Linked DNA regions of Homo sapiens: region 1 is linked to region 2. Evidence: chromatin contacts called from ENCODE Hi-C or POLR2A ChIA-PET data. All regions are on one chromosome and are shown on one strand. The core of a region is the stretch at or near the end of the contact, and the rest is flanking DNA. Distances in the headings are between cores, read along the strand shown.

Region 1 (6,729 bases), core at 449-2,948, 190 kb before region 2:
ACAACTGAATGCAGTGTATGATTTTAGATTTTCTTTTGTTATAGAAGATATTATTGGGACAATTGATAAAATCACAATAAGGTCTGTAATATTAGATAACATTATTTCAATATTAATTTCCTGATTTCAATAATTGTACTGTGGTTATGTAAGAGAGTTCCCTATTTTTAGGAAATATATATTGAATTATTTAAGAATAAAGGAACTTTCTGTCTGCAATTTACTCTTAAACAGTTTAGGAAAAAATCTATGTGTGTTTGTATTTAGAAAATGAAACAAATGTAGTAATGTTTGGGTGAATTAACATTTTGGGAATCTGGGTGAAGGGTATCCAGGCATACAAAGAATTCTTGCAACTTTTCTAGAAGTCTGGAATTATGTTTAGTGTCTTTGTGATTTGAATTTTAATACGTTTCTTTATAATGTTCAAATTAAGAAATTAAACATCCAGTATATGAAAGAAGGAATGGCACTGAAAAAAGTGACATTAGTAGAGGTTTATATTGTGTTATAATATTATACAATATTATAATAATATGTAATATTACTATAGGCAATATGTATTATATAACACATATATACAGATGCTTCTTGACTTACAATGGAGTTATGCCCCAGTAAACCCATCAAGTTGAAAATATCCTAATCGGAAATGCATTTAATACACCAAACCTACCAAACAGCATAGCTTACCACAGGCTACCTTAAATGTTTTCAGAATGCCTACATTAGCCTACAGTGGGGCAAAATCATCTAACACAAAACCTATACTATACTACAGTGCTTAATATTTCACAGTAATTTATTGAACACTGTACTGACAATGAAAAACAGAGTGGTTGTTTGCGTACTTGAAGTACAGTTTCTGCTGAATACATGTTGCTTTTGCATCTTGGCAAAGTCAAAAACTCTAAGTCAAACAATCATAAATCAAACCATGGCAAATCCAGGACTGTCTGTACAATATTACAATACTGTATTTATGTTGTAGCTATTGTGATATAATTAGAATTATGTGCCAGCATGATTCTTTGCAAATTCAGTGAGACCTGGTCAATGTCTTTCAGATAAATTACCTAAGACTAGATGATAGCAGGGACATTATACATCAAAATAGTGATTTCAGTTACTCTCGTATAAAGTGGAGGGCAGGAACGATGGACAGCTATCATCTTAAAAGCTTATTGGAGTCAGACGATGGTTCCTCACATCTGCTGACCTGTAACTATGGAATAAACAACTCTGATGACCATTTGTTCATTATCATACTGGAGTCATGTTCCTGAGGAATTCCAGGGCAGTAAAAATTTAGAAGCTAAATGTTTAACTTTCCAGAATGTTTAATTTTTCTGCACTAAGTCAAAGCAAGGCTCATGGAAGCAAACTTCCTTGTTCCCTAAACACTCAGCCCAGAAAAATTGAGAGATCACACATGTAACCGTGAACTTTGCACTGTTAGATTTATAAACTTCACAAACCAAAAATAGTTTCTGTTGTTGATCCAAAAACCTCCATTCTAATGACAAACTTATGGTGGCTAAAAACCTTTTAAATGTTAGATTGAGTTCCTGCTTTGTCCCTCTGCATGTGATTGAGCCAGGTTAAGTTGATTTGAACCTGAGAAAAGAAACACATTGCCTCTGTAGGGTTTTCTAAGCCATCTGAATTGGTACTAAACCATTTCTGTGAGGTGTTAGAATCCTGCAGGGGGCACCAGAACATTCCAATGCAGTTGAACACATTTCATTAAGTCCAGAAGAGCTAACTGTATTACCTTATTATAATTGATTTCTCTACTGTAACGTTTTCAGTTCCATTAATATTATTTTTTTGTACATTTACTTTTACAACATTTGTGAGTTTATGGAATGTTTCTGCCTCTCTGAGGAGGCAGAGGAAGGAAAGAGATCATCTCTTGGATGAGTCCTTAGAAACTACAGCCATGTCTCCTCTGGGTAAATATGAAAGGTTTCAGCCCACTCGGAGAGTAAGGACTTTCCAAATGTTCCTAATCTGACTGCGGAAAAAAAAAAAACTGGAAGAAACTGAGAATTCAATTTACTTTCTTAGCCTTAAGGCTGTGTATAAGCTACCCTGTTATTATCATTATTAATAATAAACACAGTGAATGTCAGACAGGCACTTCATGGTAGATTTTTATATGAATTTTGTGCAAAAGTAAAGGGTTGCCAGGCTACTGCATAATATTACTCAGTTCTGGTCCAGGAGTACAAAATTCCACCAGGCCTCCTGAGCCCGTCCCTCCAATTAGTGGCTTACTTCATTACGAATAAAGAACCCTCATTACTGTGGGCCTTCAAGTGAAATAGGATCCCCTACCTCTTGAAATCCGCCTTTCTAAGTACAGACAGTTCCCAACTTACAAACAATCCACTTAAGAACCACCAAGGCATTCAGAGGCTGCTGTAGGCTCCTGCAGCTGCTGCCTGGGCCCCCTGCCCAGCCCCCCTGCCCAGCCCCCTCCCCACACTCCTGGTCTGCTCAAGGGAGCGCTGCCTACCCCCCTTGCAGAGCCAGCTGCCCACCTGCCCCTCGGACTGCAGGCTCGGAGCTGGGGGTTCAGTGAGGCCTCAGAGCTACCGCTGGTTTTATAGTTGAGCTCAGCTATGGGGTAAATAGGCTTTTGTGGCCTGGCCTGGGAACCGAACCACCATTTAAAAAAAAGAAGAAGAAAAAACCTGCCTCCATGGGAAAATGTATTCTGCATTCCCAATAGCCAGCCAACAAATGTTAGAATGACTGTGGGGGCTGTCTTCTGTCTTCATGCCCCTAGCAGAGCGAGGAGGCGAAAGAATCCGCCTGTGTGTTCTGGGTTCTGGGTCCAGCTCTAGCACTAAACCCAACATAGGACCTTAGTAAGCCCTTTAACCTCTGTGTATCACATCATCTGTAAGACAATAGGATTGTACTAAATGAGTTATAAGCCTCCTTCTAGTATAATGACCCCAATTGATCAAAGCTCTACCCTCATTTTATTCATTCAGAGGCATTTTACTCAGGGCACATGCTTTGTGCAGGCTCTGGGCTTGGTGGGAATACAGTCAAATAATACAGATCCCAGCACTCACAGGGTGCAGTGTTTACTTGGGGAGACAGATCTTTAAGTGAATGTTCATAAGTGCTATGATTGCAATGGGCACTGGGTTCTGTAAAAGCTCAGGAGGGTCTGAATCAGATGAAGTCTTTGCAGAGGGGTTGGCTCGCGGGCTCACTCCCCTGATTTCTATTTTAATTGACTCCTCTCCCAGGGTATCAAATCTGGTTCACTGGGAAGCATAGCTTCTGCATCTACCATCCTAACAGTTTGGCATGGTCCCCTGGCCTCATCAAGGAAAGTCTTGCCCTCCTCTTTGCGTCACTGAAAGATAGAATACAGGGATGCTCCCACCAAACCATAGTCTTGATTCCTGTAAGTACTGCCCTGAATGCTTGCTTCTTCTCTGCCCTAGGGAGCCATGGCCAAAAAAGGTTCTCTCTTGCTCTCCTTGGGGCCTTCCCTGCCCTGAAGAGAGGCAGGATTGGCAGCAACTCTGGTACTCCCAAGTTTAAAATATTCCTTACCTCCCAAAATATTTCTGAAGTCCCAGCTACCTCTTGCTGTCCTATATTTATAATGCCCTAATTATAATTCTACCAAAAATCCCTTCTAGGCTTCCACCCTTACTCCACACTCACTTTTAAAATAGTAACAATCGAAGTGATTCAAAGAAGTCACCTGTCATTTGGAAGGTGGCATAACAGAGTGGTTCAGGTTGGAATCTTGACTCTGTGCCTTGATATCGGACATTATGAAATTATGTCGGTATGAAGGTTCCTGGGCAAGGAAGCGACCATGGAAGAGCAGTTTTGAGGAGAGTTAATTTTGGTAGCTCTGTGTAGGATGCTACAAGAATGGAGAGGAGGGAAAAGATGAGAGATTTTCAGCGTAGAAATGATGAAACTTAGAAACCAAATAAGTGTGTCATTATGCAATGTGAACTTATATAACTTTCCTGTACTCTCAAAGTATCTTATTTATTTTGGTTCTATGAAAGCAGTTTGATAATTATAACTGGAAAATCTTTTCTTTTCATATAAATAACAAAACACCCCAAGAAAACATTATCTAAGAGTTTTTCCAATCCCCATTCCATTATGTTCCCTTAGGATGCCTTTAGCGTAAGAAACAGCCTGGTGCCTTGGTGAGGAACTCAGTCTCTGCAGTGAGCATCTCCTGGGTTCAAACTGTGGCTTCCCCACTTCGTAGCAGTATAATCTCAGGCAGGTTTCTTAACTTCTGAATATTTCAGTGTCTTCATCTGAAAAATGGAGACACAGTCAAGTACCATATAATGACATTTTATGATGGTGGTCCCATAAGATAACAATGGGGCTGACAATTCCTATTGCCTAGTGACATCTTGATGATACTAAATCTGTGCAAATCTGGGCTAATGTGTGTCTTAGTTTTTAACAAAGAAGTTTAAAAAGTGAAAAAAGTTAAAGATAGAAAAAAGCTTATAGAATAAGGATATAAAGAAATCTTTTGTACAGTTGTACAATGTGTTTGTGCTTTATGACAAGAATTATTACAGAAGAGTCAAAAAATTTAAAAATGTTTAAAGATGTTTATAAAGTAAAAAAGTTACAGTAAGCTAAGGTTAATTTATTATCAAAGAAAGAAAAACATTTGTTATAAATTTAGTGTAGTCTAAGTGTAGTGCTTATGCAGTCTAAAGTAGTGTACAGTAATGTCCTGGGCCTTCACATTCACTCACCACTCTCACTCACCCAGAACAACTTCCAGGCCTGCAAGCTCCATTTGTGGGAAGTGCCCTACACAGGTTTATCATTTTTATCTTTTATGCCATATTTTTACTGTGCCTTTTCTATGTTTAGATATGTTCAGATACACAAACACTTATCATTGTGTTACAATTGCCTACAGTATTCAGTACAATAACATGTTGTACAGGTTTGCAGCCTAAGAGAAATAGGCCATCTCATGTGTAATATAATGCTTTGTAATATAATATATACTTTGTAAAAAAGTATAGGTGTGTAATAGGTGCTATATCGTCTAGGTTTATTTAAGTACACTGTATGATGTGTGAACAAGGACAAAATCACCTAACAACATGTTTCTGAGAACATGTCCCCATCGTTAAGTGACACATAAGTGTAATCACGTCAAGCTCATAAGATTCTAATGAGGATTAAATCTGTAATATTTGTCAAGTTCTTAGAACTGAGTGTGGTCCATATTAAGCACAACATAAACATTCTTGTTGCCCAATTTTAAGTGTTTGATATATAAAATAAATGCAAAACAAGATAATAGCCTGTGTGCTATACTGAGATATTGAATAGCTTATCTTTTGAGAAATGGAGACAACATTACTGGAATAAGAATACAACTCTAACTAGTTTTCATATTTCCCCTTCTCAGTGGCACGTTGAGGCCCTGTCACTTATATGTAATGGAACCCATCAAATTGAGTACATTATGCATGAAAGTACACTTGTGATATCTTACCCTGATCTGCCCCTTTTCCTGCCCTCCTTGTTTTTGTTGACCTCAGCTTGAAATCTTAACTTTAGATTCAGCTTCACTTTCTTCTTTTCTGACCCATTTATTTGGTTTCAAAATCTCATCATTTCTTCCCTGGAAATCTCTCTGTCATCCATCCCCTGTCTCCATTTGTATAGCAGCCTACACAGAGCTGCCAACCTCATCTTCCTGAAAAACCACTCTACTGTGGCCACTTCCCTGCTCAGGACCTTCAGCAGCTCCCCATTGCTTAACAAGCAAAGCCCTCAGCCTGTCGTTCAGAACCACACAAACCCAGCCCACTCTCCTTCCCTAGGTCCAATACTGTATTCCCAACAGCCTATTCTCCACAGTGACCAGATGATTGCTGTGTCTGGCATGGTCCACATTTATGTTTGTTGTCCAGGCTTCACTATTAATGATGCCCTCTTCACTCAGAGAGCGTCCCTGTTTGGACAATAAATTGTATGGCCACCCTGCTGTTATCCCATTAGCCAAACCATGTATCCCAGGATTCCCTGTCTCCTCCCCCTGTTCCTTTCATCTGAATTGCTGTCGCTTGATCTGTGCCTATCCACAAGCTTCCCCTTTTTCAAAGGCCCATTCAAATGTTACTTCCTCCACTCTTTCAAAACTCTCCCAGGGTTCTTTATACAACCACTCTTTTGCCACCTAACACTTCCTAATGTGTATCATGATTATTTATATGCTGTATAGCTCCTCTTTCAGAATACGACCCTTGAAGAAAGAAACTGTGTCTGATTAACAAAGTGTTTCCTGTAGCATCTAACCCAGGCTCCTACATGCCTGGAAAAATAACAGACATCAGTTCTTGAGTGCTTACTATGCACCAAGCACTGTATGTATAATCAATATACACTTTAGATACCATCTGTATATATTATCTCATTTAATCCTAACAATAGCTTTGAAATACTGTGTCTCTGTTTACTAATTTGGAAATTAAGGCTTGGATCAAATGACCTTGTTCTAGATCACAGAAGCAGTAAGCCTAAATAGAAACATTCGAGCCCAAATTTCTCTGACTTCAAAGAGCATGCTCTTAACCTTTTCACTCCAGGCAGATGGTTCTTAAGATTAAGTATGCAGCAGGGTCTTCTGGAGGGCTTGGTAAAATGTATTGATGTGCCCCATCCCAGTTTCTGATTCCGTAGGCC
Region 2 (7,206 bases), core at 2,994-5,493:
AGATATACCAAGCAAATGGAAAGCAAAAAAAAGCAGGGATTGCAATCCTAGTCTCTGATAAAACAGACTTTAAACCAACAAAGATCAAAAGAGACAAAGAAGGCCATTACATAATGGTAAAGGGTACATATAGATTCTTGACATCAACATTACAGCTTATATGCATCATATTATAATTTGTCCCATTAATTATTTTTGAAATTTTATGATACTGAATATTATGACCCCCTTCTGCTTTCTTTCTGTTAATTTACATGGTATGCCCATCCTAAAAGATTTTTTTATGTGTATCATAAAACAAAGTATGTTTTTATACTTTTTGAAAAAAACATTGTAGCGAGCCTTCTGGTTGTAAAAGGTGAGCTTATCCCACTTATATTTATTGTTATAAGAAATTTGGTTTAATTTGTCATGTAATTTTTTCCTATTTTGGAATGTTCCTTGCTAATTGCTTTCTGTTTTATTGTTTGTTTCTTCTCCCTTTATCTTTACCTCCTCCCCACATCATAGGTAACTCTGAAGATACATAAACTGTTTCTAGTTCTATTAATACTACTAGAAGTTATTTATATTAACTTTTTGAATATTTTTCCTGGTTATAAAGGCAATACCTACTAATTTTAGCAACACTGGGAAACAGAAAATTAACATCTCCCATTATCTGATTTATAGTAATTTGTTTAAAATTTTAAAGTTTACTTTAAATTCCTTCCACTGCGAAGAAACACAAGACAACAAACTGTTGAGAGGCAAAGCCGACATTTATCAGTTGACCTCTAAATTTAAAAGGCCTATATAAAGGTCAGCTATAACCAGATAAGGAAACGCCATTCTAAGTGAATAACTTGAGCCTCTACTTAAATTGCTCCAAACAATTTGAAACGCTGTATGTAGTCCATTTAATTATTAAAACTCCTTTTAGTTTAGTAAATAAACAATAGGAACCATTTTAATGGTTTTTTTGAAGGGGTGGTGTTTATTTTATTTGTGTTTTCTACAGACGGTCTAGTTCTGTCACCCAGGGCTAGAGGACAGTGGCATGATCACAGCTCACTGCAGCCTCAAACTCCCAGACTTAAGTGATCCTCCTGCCTCAGTCTCTTGAGTAGCTGGGACCACAGGTGTGCATCACCACACCCAGCTAATTTTTTAAATTTATAGAGATGAGGCCTCACTATGTTGACCAGGCTGGTCTCAAACTCCTGGGCTCAAGCGATCCTCCCACCTTGGCCTCCCAAAATACTAGGAATACAGGTATAAGCCACCACTCCCAGCCTTGTTCTTTTTAGACACAGGGTATTGCTCTGTCACCTGCCCAGGCTGGAGTGTACCGGCGTGATCGTAGCTCACTGCAGCCTGGAACTCCTGGGCTCAAGCTATCCTCCCACGTCAGCTCTACAGTAGTTAGGACTATAGGTGTGCACCACCACATCTGGCTAATTTTTAAATTTTTTATGGGGATGGGGTCTCGCTGTGTTGCTCAAGATGGTTTCAAACTCCTGGCCTCAAGCAATCCTTTCCCCTTAGGCTCCCAAAGCACTGAGATTACAGGCATGAGTCACAATACTCAGCCCATTTTAATGTTTTATAATGAGTTAAATATATAAACAATCTATAAATGAGTCCCTTGGTCTGTATAATAATATTCTAATCTATACTTTTACTTATTTACTCTATATTTACTTAATTTTTCTTTTATTATATTTTTAATCATTGAATCTTTATCTATCTCTTTAAAAAGATCACATGCTCTACACTTAGTGTTCACTTTCTATAACTACTCTGTCAGAACTATGGTCTTCAAATTATTTTTACTAAGTGTCCCTATTGGTAAATATATAGGCATGCAGTAATGTGTAGCTGCTTATTTATGAACTGGATATCTATGATATTGCTAATATTTTATATATTATAAAACAGAAAAATAGAAATGTATATGTAGAAAATAAAAAATAAAAATACAGAAATTATATTTTCTTTCTGTATCTCAAAAAATAAATTTTGGGGGGCAACAACCTATTCAACAACCTATTTAGAGACATTAAAAGCTTGACTATACACTCTAGAAAATATCCTGCTGCAAAAAAGTCAACCAATTCTTTGAAATCTGTAATTAGCAGCTAAACTTTTAGATCTAATAAATTTAAACATGTAGTCAGCTCCTTCAAAAGGTCAGTAGCTATTAATAAATTAAGTTCTGGCCATGGCAATAAGAACCTTAAAACCTAAATACAAAACACTCTAAGGTAGAATGCTTAGGAACACTAGAAAGTAAGAAAGACAAAGTACACTATAGCTTCTTTGGAAAAAGACCCAACCACGCAAACAAGGCATTTTGCATGCAAATAAAAGTTAAAAGTAGTTACAATAAAAGCTACCTCCTGAGCCTGCACGGTGGCTCACACCTGTAATCCCAGCACTCTGGGAGGCCGAGGTGGGTGGATGACCTGAGGTCAGGAGATTGAGACCAGCTTGGCCAAAATGGCGAAACCCTGTCTCTACTAAAAGTACAAAAATTAGCTGGGCGTGGTGGAGGGCGCCTGTAATCCCAGCTACTCAGGAGGCTGAGGCAGGTGAATTGCTTGACCCGAAAGGCGGAGGTTTCAGTGAGCCAAGATCACGCCACTGCACTCCAGCCTGGGTGACAAGAGCGAGACTCCGTCTCAAAAGCAAAACAAAACGAAACAAAACAAAAAACAACAACAACAAAAAAAAAAAAAAACAAAAAAAACTACCTCCTCAAAAATGTAAGTCTGAAAAAAACAAAGTAGGTTCTCTTACAAAATGAAAGTGCCAGAGTAAAATTAAATCAGACTGCTCTAATATATGTTAAATGTAGATTTTAATAATTTAATTTCATTAAATAATTTAACCCTAAGTCTGAAAATTTTTATAAACTAGCTATAATATTCTACAGCTACTTTATTTATTTATTTATTTATTTATTTATTTATTTATTTATTTATTTATTTGAGACAGAGTCTCACTCTGTCACCCAGGCTGGAGTACAGTGGTATGATCTCGGCTCACTGTAACCTCTGCCTCCCAGGTTCAAGTAATTCTCATGTCTCAGGCTCCCGAGTAGCTGGATTACAAGTATGAACCAACATGTCTGGCTAATTTTTGTATTTTTTGTAGAGACAGGGTTTCACTATGTTGGCCAGGCTGGTCTTGAATTCCTGACCTCAGGTGATCTGCCTGCCTCGGCCTCCCAAACTGCTGGGATTACAGGTGTGAGCCACCATGCCCAGCCTCTATAGCTACTTTATAAAACCTTTATTTTAACAGGTAGTCAGTGAGTTTTTCATGATGTTTAACTTCACTTATTCATATTAATTCAATCTTCATTGAAATCAAAATACCAAATTCATCAAGATCAGACTGAATACAAGACATTAAGTTGCTTTTCTTAAACTTCAAAATATCTGGAAATGATATAGTTCTTAATCTACCTGAGATCAAAAATAGCCATAAATAAATACAGGTGTGGAATTTTCCTGCTATTGGTTCACTAAGGCTAAGCATAAATTTCCTAAAGCTCAATTTTATTAGTAGAAATTTACTTCATTAATTCTGTAATGAGAATACCTTGAAAGCTATAGTTTTTAATGTATTATCACTACTAACATTAAGTAATTTTCTCCTTGCCTTGCAGTTATAGACAATGATTTTCAAAATAAATTTAAAAAAAAAGGTAACAAAATAACTGAGAATACAAGATATGGAAAGGTGACTGGTATGTTTTTCTACCCAATCTAATGTACATTAATATTTATCATCCAATAGAATTATTACTAGATTTAGTTTTCCTAAGTTAGCATAATCTAAGCACTTCAACAGCCATTAATAGTCTTCCTCCTTGACATATAAAATGATGAAACATTAGCCAAATACATAGGCCACGTAAAATAAAATCACCAAATTCAAATGAACTTCAGATAAGTGACAGGAAGGACACAAGTTGTGAATATGCTATCTGAAATAAAACCAAAGAGCAAAACTGAAGCTCTCTCAGTGTGGGTAGAATCTGAAATACTCATCAACCAAACCTGGAACCCTACCACAGAAGCAATCTAGAAAACATGCAGAAATGACCATATGGCTGCCCTGCAGAATCTGGAAAGAAACCAATCAAGAAGCTGACAAGAGAAACAAACATGCTTCTGACCAAATGAGGCCTGACAAAACTCTGTAACCTGAGGTCCATCAGGAAAAACAAACAAACCAAAAAATGCAGTCAGGCAGCTATTTGGGCATGATTCTCTAGGTTACAGCTCACCCAATAAACTTATGTCAAATGACACATAAGACATTTAGAAGGAGGCCTTCAGTCTATTTTCAAAGAAAACTCAAGGGAGTATCTTTGCATCAAGGTTGAAAAGAAAACTTCACTAATATGGCTACAAGAAGCCTGGTAACAAGCACTGAAAAAGTACACAACAAATTAAGATGGAGCTCTGATATTTGGAATACTTTTTTTTTTTAATTACATATATGGCAAAAGATTTTTTTAAGTTCGTTTTTTTGGGAGGTGGCAGAATGATAGTCCTTTAACGAACTTTAGCAAAGTAGTAATTAGTAGAAGGAGATTCATCAGCCTTACAAATTTCAAATGAATTCTGTTAATGAAATTCCAAACATCTAAAATCCACTATGACTAATGAGTTCATATACTAAAGAAGTAATCACAAAGTATTAGCAACTACAAAAACAACTAAAATAACTGACCAAAGGTGGAAAGTCATATTGTAAGCAAAAGGAACACAAATATTCCTACTCAGAAAACAATATTTCACAAAATTCTGTGAATTTAACTTCCAGTTAAAGCACCACAGCTTGGAAAATTTTTTATGAAATGAGACAGGCTCACTATTACATCTCAATTTATAAAGAAAAACTGTTTTTAACAAGAGCACAACAACAAAGGTTATAAAATAGGCTCTCTTTTTTTCATTTTTATTTTTTTTAATTGAACTTAAAATTTATTTTATTTTTTTTATTATACTTTAAGTTCTAGGGTATATGTGCACAACGTGCAGGTTTGTTACATATGTATACATGTGCCATGTTGGTGTGCTGCACCCATTAACTCGTCATTTACATTAGTTATATCTCCTAATGCTATCCCTCCCCACTCTCCCCACCCCACGACAGGCCCTGGTGTGTGATGTTCCCCTTCCTGTGTCCAGGTGTTCTCACTGTTCAATTCCCACCTATGAGTGAGAACATGCGGTGTTTGGTTTTTTGTCCTTGCAATAGTTTGCCGAGAATGATGGTTTCCAGCTTCATCCATGTCCTTACAAAGGACATGAACTCATCCTTTTTTATGGCTGCATAGTATTCCATGGTGTATATGTGCCACATTTTCTTAATCCAGTCTATCATTGATGGACATTTGGGTTGCTCTGTCACCCAGACTAGAGTGCAGTGGCACGATCTCGGCTCACTGCAGCCTTGATCTCCCAGGCTCAGATGATCCTCCTGCCTTAGCTTCCCGAGTATTTGGGGCTACAGGCACATGCTACCACGCCCAGCTAATTTTTGTATTTTTTGTAGAGGACGGGGTTTTGCCATATTGCCCAGGACGGTCTGGAACTCCTGGGCTCAAATGATTTGCCTACCTCAGCCTCCTAAAGTGCTAACTAATATTACTGGTCAAACACCTTGATAATTAAAGTAGGGAATAATTTCCTCAATATAATGACACATAGGAAAAAGCATTTTCCCTCAAAATTTGCTTTTTATTTAATAAGAAATAAAGGCAACAAATAGAAAAATATTCACTCTTCTAGTAGAGGATACTACTAAAATTTTTCACTTGCTTTTACTTGGGATTGATGTCCATACATACAGAAATACACAGACATACACAAAACACAAACACATACACTCACATGCTCTCCCTATTTGTCCACGTAACAGTTTCACTTCAAACACTGATACACAAACACAAACACTGTTAGTGTATTAAGTGAAACCATTACCTGGACAAATATGGAGAGTGTGTGAGTGTGTGTGTGTTTGTGTGTATCTCTATGTATATCTATGTAATATATGTAGCATTTTCTGTCCATTAAATAGAGTAATAAGTCAATATTCAAGACTGTTCCTTATATAGAAGTTTTGTCAATGTATTCCAACAATATGAAGATGCTGGCAGAATAGATTTTAACGACAGACAGACAGCAAGGAAGAAAGGTGCTACACTTGAATGTCCCCTCCAAAACTCATCTTGGAATTTAATTGCCACTCTGATGGTATTAAGAGTTGGGACCAATAAGAGGCAATTAGGCCATGAGGGCTCTGCCTTCATGAATGCATTAATGCTATTACAAGAGCAGGTTGTTATTAGAGCTAGGTCAACCCTCTTTTGCTCTCTTGCCTTTCTACCTCTGTCATGGGATGACATAGCATGAAGGCCCTCACCAAATGCTAGTACCTTGATACTGTACTTCCCACTCTCCAGAATTGTGAACAATGAATTTCTTTTTTGTGAAAGTGGCAAAGTAAAATTAAATCAGACTGCTCTAATATGTAAGTTAAATTTAGATTTTAATAGTTTAAATTCATTAAATAATTTAACCCTGAGTCTGAAAATTTTATAAACTAGCTATAATATTCTATAGCTACTTTATTTATTTATTTGAGACAGAGTCTCACTCTGTCACCCAGGCTGGAGTGCAGTGGTGTGATCTCAGCTCACTGTAACCTCTGCCTCCCAGATTCAAGTGATTCTCATGTCTCAGCCTCCCAAGTAGCTGGGATTACAAGCATGAACCAACATGTCTGGCTAATTTTTGTATTTTTTGTAGAGACAGGGTTTCACTATGTTGGCCATGCTGGTCTGTGACACTGTTATAGCAATACGAAACAGATTAAGACAATAGCCAAACAAAAGATTCAAGGACAATACAGATGGTTCCACATTTATGATATTTCAACTTAGAATTTTTTGACTTTATGATGTGTTTATCAGGATATAAACCCATCATACCTAAGTCAAGAAGCATTTGGACTTATGATAGTTTGACTCACAATTTTTTGACTTTACAATGGGTTTACTGGGGTATTAAATGCATATTTGACTTAAAATATTTTCTTTTTTTTTTTCAGGATGTAACCCCCATTGTAAGTCAAGGAGTATTGGCATCTACAACATAATAAAGTCACAAAATATCTCCACAAAACACCAAATATAAATGAGTT

What was found. A loop is a pair of places that touch in the nucleus more often than their neighbours do. ChIA-PET counts read pairs that join two places held with the same protein, here RNA polymerase II (POLR2A). Pooled maps may share reads with other maps.
Region 1: a pooled map shows a loop between it and region 2 (2.0-fold over the local background). The contact joins two enhancer-like sites. A Hi-C loop is called at or near these places in 3 of 50 pooled maps. POLR2A ChIA-PET finds 5 or more read pairs at or near these places in 2 of 52 experiments (HEK293 and activated B cell).

Annotation. Positions count from the first base shown.
Region 1 is chr7:8,185,525-8,192,253 of GRCh38, reverse strand. The region is part of intron 6 of ICA1 (islet cell autoantigen 1); the gene reads left to right. Among named protein-coding and RNA genes, the nearest start is that of ICA1, 73 kb to the left of the region's middle. Within about 2 kb of position 1,698, at least 2 of the 41 ENCODE cell types and tissues checked have a DNase peak (open chromatin) inside an H3K27ac peak, as active enhancers do.
Region 2 is chr7:7,993,693-8,000,898 of GRCh38, reverse strand. All of the region lies in intron 1 of GLCCI1 (glucocorticoid induced 1), which reads right to left. Among named protein-coding and RNA genes, the nearest start is that of GLCCI1, 28 kb to the right of the region's middle. Within about 2 kb of position 4,243, at least 4 of the 41 ENCODE cell types and tissues checked have a DNase peak (open chromatin) inside an H3K27ac peak, as active enhancers do.